Regions from separate parts of the Homo sapiens genome. Here region 2 is linked to region 1. The links are chromatin loops, found by intact Hi-C in ENCODE. Cell type or tissue: K562. All regions are shown on one strand. Each heading gives the region's core, and the rest is flanking DNA. Links, peaks and the distances in the headings are about the cores only. Region 1 has its middle 19 kb from the start of RAB12-AS1. Region 2 has its middle 180 kb from the start of GACAT2.

What was found. A loop is a pair of places that touch in the nucleus more often than their neighbours do. Peaks named below come from ENCODE experiments on the same cell type or tissue, not always from the same donor. Only the 100,000 strongest peaks of a DNase experiment are listed, where the experiment ranks them.
Region 2: a loop joins it to region 1, with 2.7 times the contacts of the local background. A loop is called at or near these places in 3 of 110 quality-filtered maps.

Annotation. Positions count from the first base shown.
Region 1 is chr18:8,653,412-8,656,327 of GRCh38, forward strand. No RefSeq gene overlaps it. Among named protein-coding and RNA genes, the nearest start is that of RAB12-AS1, 19 kb to the left of the region's middle. In K562, for the core only: CTCF peaks have their summits at 1,271 (motif pointing right) and 1,865; DNase peaks (open chromatin) are centred at 1,250 and 1,810.
Region 2 is chr18:8,881,394-8,884,309 of GRCh38, forward strand. No RefSeq gene overlaps it. Among named protein-coding and RNA genes, the nearest start is that of GACAT2, 180 kb to the left of the region's middle. In K562, for the core only: a CTCF peak has its summit at 1,323 (motif pointing right); DNase peaks (open chromatin) are centred at 1,328 and 1,688.

The DNA.
Region 1 (2,916 bases), core at 176-2,675:
GACAGTAATCAAGGCATAAGGGATAAGCCAGGGATGGTGGTGCGTGCATGTAGTCCCAGCTACTCAGGAGGTTGAGGCAGAAGGATGGCCTGGAGTTCAAGACCAGTCTGAGCAACACAGTGAGACCCTGTCTCAAAAAAAAAAAAAGAAAGAAAGAAAGAAAGAAAGAAAGAAAGAAAGAAAGAAAGAAAGAAAGAAAGAAAAGAAAAAAAATAGTGGAGAAGAAAGGATAGACATACAGATGACTGGAACAGAATAGAGTCATACATATATGGTGAATTGACTTTCAACAAGTTTGGAAAGAGGCAATTCAATGGAGAAAGGATAGATTTTTCAGTGAATAGCTGGAACAATTAGATATTCATATGTAAAAAAAATGTACCTCAATCTACGCCTTGCACTCTCTACAAAAAAGATCATAGACCTAAGCATGACACCTAAAGCTAAAAATCCTCTAGAAGAAAACAGGGAGAAATCTTTCTTTCAGCAAAGTCCTAACCCCACTTGGCTTTGTGAGGTAGGTTGATAGAATTGTTGTGACAATAAGGGAGATAGCAAAATGAAGGTTACTAACATAGTCCCTGCTCTTTTAAATATCTGTTGCTTTGTCAGTTTCCTTCTCTTTCCCCCCATGACTGATCCCAAAATAACTTACCACAGCCTATTTGACAAAAGCCAATGGAAGTATCAAGTGATTGTGAATAAATTGAATACTAAGACCCGGCTGGTCATCTCGTGAATCTAGCATTTTCATTAGGTTCTTAATTTTCCACCAGAAATGACAGCAGTCCTACCATCTGTTTGGTGCTTTTAAAACATACGGATTGCTCTTAATCAGCTACACAAATTGCCCACACTCCAAGCTGTTGAAATTGAATACCAGCTTCAAATACCTGCTGCTCAACTTTATCGAAAATCCCGTGGAGCATAGTTTGAAAGTCATACTCTCTGTTCTTTTCTTTTAGCATTATTTCCCAGGTCAAGACAGCTCAGACACAGCTGCATGAAGAAACCCATGGTCTTGACTCCAGGAATTGTCTTCTGACTTGGTGTCATGCCTTCATCCAAAATGAAACAACTTTAGGAAACCTCTCATGGAATCCATTATTACCTTTAGTGAATACACTGTAAACCTGCATTTCAACTTATTTAGTTTACTTTTTTATAGTGTGTATGTTCATTAAGCCACCTCAAATCTCTTGGGAAACTATATGGACTCTAAATAATCCTGGTGTTATAATAATCGCTGAGGAGTTGGTGCAATTATACAAAATTTCCACTAGGAGGAGGCAGAGCACGAATGATAAAAAATTCAGGTTAGACTATCATTTATACGTTGTACAATTATTTCTAAATTAGAATCTTTATTATTTTAAAAAACATACATAATTAAAATAGATCCTTTGAATATGTGGATGTGGTATAATTTAGAAGAGGAATGTAAATTTTAAAAATTATGCCCTACATTTTAGCTGCAATTTGAACAGACACAATGAATTCAGTTGGAACTCAGGGGAATTTCCCTAATTAGAAGGCTGAAGAATTTTAAGCACAAAGAAATGTTAAATGTAGACAGTGTACAATAATTTTTAAAGGTAACTCTTTTGATAACATTTATTGTTTGCTTTTTTTTTCTAGGTGCCATTTAAGGAAGACAAAACTGTATTTTATTCACTAAATCTACTTGGCATTTGCTTTTTAAACTTTAGTCATGGACTACACTCAAAGATTGTGACTCGTGACCTTGGCATATATCACAGGACCTGCTGAGGACAGGAGTGGGGGGTCTGTCAGTGACACAGCAGGGAGGGTCGTAGATAAGGAATCCACAAAAGACAGGGGTAGCCAAGGGCCACTTTCCACAAAGTGGCACTGTCCTCACAAGATTGGGAAAGTGTTTAAAGAAGACTCAGCCAGGCATGGTGGCTCATGCCTGTAATCCCAGCTCTTTGGGAAGCCAAGGAGGGCAGATCACCTGAGGTCAGAGGTTCGAGACCTGCTTGGCCAACACAGTGAAACCGTGTCTCTACAAAAAATACAAAAATTAGCTGGTGGGGTGGCAGCCACCTGTAGTCCCAGCTACTTGGAAGGCTGAGGCAGGAGAATCACTTGAACCCGCGAGGTGGAGTTGCAGTGAGCCAAGATCGCACCACTGCACTCCAACCTGGGCAACAGAGCAAGACCCCGTCTCAAAAAAAAAAAAAGAAGAAGAAGAAGAAGATTCAGCACTCTCAAGTGCAGTGTCAGCAGCAAAAAAGCAGGGAGTATCAAAAAGTCTCTGCAAAGGAAAAAGAGGGAGAATCGAGTAGATGCTCTAATGAATTCTGTACGTAGATAGCCTGGGCAAGGATACCATAGAGTTGGGATCTAACTAACACCAGCTAGAAGAGAGCATGATTTCTCTTGCTATCTGATGATAGGCAAGTAATGATTAGGTTTAGGGAGTCAGGAAAGGATACTAACTTTGCTCCAGTTCTCTCCTGGGCAATGGAGATTAGGCAGAGGGTATGCTTGGAGAGGCCTTTGTGGGGTGAGCAGGGGCAGGTGGTAAGAAATAAGAGTTGAGAAAAAGACAGTTCTCTCCTGGCCTCTTAGTGGGGAACAATCAGGGAAGCCAGCTGTGGCTCCCAGGGGCCCAGGGTCCTCTGGGCTGGGGGAACCAGGGCTTCTCAAGGGCGAGTTCCTCTGGGGGGTTTTGGTTTGGTTCTGTTTTGTATTGGTAAGCTGTCGTTGCAGTATAACATACATAAAGAAAAGAACACAAATCATGAGTTGTTCAACTGATAAATTTTCCTCACGATGACTGTATTCACGCCCGGGACAAGAAAAGGATCAGAACCTCAAGAGTGCCCTTGCACGCCCTTCTAACCCCCTGGATTAGGTTGCTGGGTTGTGAACTTGACAGAAATGAACCAT
Region 2 (2,916 bases), core at 153-2,652, 230 kb after region 1:
CCTCTCTACTGTTCTTTCCCTGCCTCTGCCAGCTGCTTATGCTGCTGTTCTCCTCTCTCCTTCCCTTTCCCCTAGGGGAAGGACCTGCAGTAGTGGAGCTACTCTTTCTTCCCCTAAAAAGAGGACACCCAAGATGGACATTAACTCAACCCAAGTTTACAACTGAGGTCCTAAGAATTGCTCAATTTGGTCTGCCACACCGTAAGGGTCACCTAGTAGCAGTTTAAGCTCCTTTTTAAAAAAAATTCTGGACTTCTGAACTGGTTAGGGGAGTATTTACAAAGCCAATGGCCACCCCCTCCTTGTGGTACCTCTTTCAAAGCGAAGAGCACTGGGGCTGACCTCTTAGGTACCAAGGGAAATGGGAAATCCTGAATATCTTTTTTACATTGTTCTACCTCATGCTGGAGTCCTTTTAGAGAGGGGTATTTAGGTTGGGAGAGAACAGGCTGATGGGATGGTAATTCCCAAGAGTCAGGGTTATAAGGAGGAGGGATAATGTGAGTAGAGGAGGAATTTGGAATGGGATCTGAGGCAGCAGTGGCTGTCTGAGGGGAAAAATTGGGGACACTGAATGGGGGAAGATAGTCTAGGGGATCCCATGTGCTGGAATTTTTAGGCATGAGAGCTGGCTCCTCTGACTTTTCATTTTGAGGTGCCAGATTGGGTTCTTCCCTATTTGTTTTTAAGGGAAAAAGGAGGGCAGGTCCTTGCCTCCATAGCCTAGTTCTTCTTGAGACACTGGACTTCTATCATTAACATATCAGATTAGAAACTGACACATTGCATCCTCATTCGACCTAAACTTCGGCCAGAAGATTGAGGGTTTGAGGATGGGTCCCTGAGTCCAAAGAAAACAGCAATATTTTATCATTTGTTGCTTTTTCCTATGTTTAGTCCTTTCATTAGCCTTCCAGTGTTTTAGCATGAGACCTAGGGGGCTATCCAGAGTGATATCTTTGTTACCATCTTTATCCTCCTTGCTCCCTCTCTTGCTTGGTGTATTTCCCATCTTGATGGTTTTGGGGTAAGGTTCAAGGTTCAATTTCCCCTACTGGAAATTTCTCACCTTTTGGGGTGAGGCTCAGTTTCCCCACTGGAAATTTCTTGTGTTTTGGGGTGAGGCTCAATTTCCCCACTGGAAATTTCTTGTGTTTTGGGGTGAGGCTCAATTTCCTCACTGGAAATTTCTTGCCTTTTGGGATAAGGCTCAATTTCCCCACTGGAAAGTTCTTGCCTTTATTTTTTTTTCCATGTTGCTGAGAGCTTGGGTTATTCCCATACTGAGGAATCATTTCTCACCCCTGAGGCTGCCACAAGGGGGCGGGGCGCGCCTCCTCACGAGACAGAACCAGAGACCATCCCAAGAGGGGAATGCAATCATGGGCGAGCCCCCAAATTGTTATATATAAAGTTTCAATGCCACAAAAGAAATAGCACTCAAATATAAAATTTTAATTCTCAGCGAGGCAAGTTACTTCTATAGAAGGGTGCACCCTTATAGATGGAGCAATGGTGAGCACACACTTGGACAAGGGAGGGGAAGAGGTTCTTATCCCTGACGCACGTGGCACCTGCTGCTGTGTCGTTCCCCTATTGGCTAGGGTTAGACTGCACAGGCTAAAATAATTCCGATTGGCTAATTTAAAGAGGGTGAGGGGGTGGGTGTTTTGGCAGGAAAAAATGGTTAAGCAGGGTGAAGAACGAGTCAGGGCGGAGCAGGTAGCAGGTAATCTGAATAAGTTAGAGTGGAGCAGGTGATTGGAATGAGTCAGAGTGGAGTAGATAATCAGAATGAGTCAGGGTGGAGTAAGTAATCGAAAAAAGTTGCTTTACGAGGAAGTTAAGTTTAAAAGTAGAAGGCAAAGAATTAAACATACTGACATGCTGATTCTTTGAAGAGAAAATTAGAACTTATATCTAACACTAACGTAGTTTTCTATTGAAGAACAACTTTCATGGCCTTTAAATCTTAATGTATATAAAATTTTTTATTTATTTTTTATTTTTTTAGAGACAAAGGCTTGCTGTGTCATCCAGGCTGGAGTTCAGTTGCTTGATCATAGCTTACCACAGCCTTGAACTCCTGGGCTCAAGTGATCCTTGTGCTTCAGCCTCTTGAGTAGCTGGGACTACAGGCTACACACCCGGCTAATTTTCTCATTTTTTTTTTTTTGTAGAGACAGGGTCTTACTATTTCACCCAGGCTGGTCTCAAACTCCTGGCCTCAAGTGATTCTTTCACCTTGGCTTCCCAAAGGAGGTATAAAAATTAAATAAGATGGGCTGGACACAGTGGCTCACACCTGTAATCCCAGCACCTTGGGAGGCCAAGGCAGGCAGATCACTTGAGGTCAGGAGTTTGAGACCAGCCTGACCAACATGGCAAAACCCCATCTCTACTAAAAATACAAAATTAGCCAGGCATGGTGGTGCATGCCTGTAATCCCAGCTACTCAGGAGACTGAGGCAGGGAATTGCTTGAACCTGGAAGGCAGAGGTTGCAGTGAGCCGAGATCGTGCCTTTGCACTCCAGCCTGGGCGATAAGAGTGAAACTTCATCTCAAAAAATAAATAAATAAGATGGAAAGATAGGATAAGGCAGGCATTTTGACACATGAAGCCTGATGCATATCTTCTTTATTATTATTATTATCATCATCATTATACTTTAAGTTCTAGGGCATGTGTGCACAACGTGCAGGTTTGTTACATATGTATACATGTGCCATGTTTGTGTGCTTTACCTGTTAACTCGTCATTTACATTAGGTATATCTCTTAATGCTATCCCTCCCCCCTCCCCCCACTCCACGATAGGCCCTGGTGTATGACATTCCCCACCCTGCGTCCAAGTGTTCTCATTGTTCAAATCCCACCTATGAGTGAGAACATGCGGTGTTTGGTTTTCTGTCCTT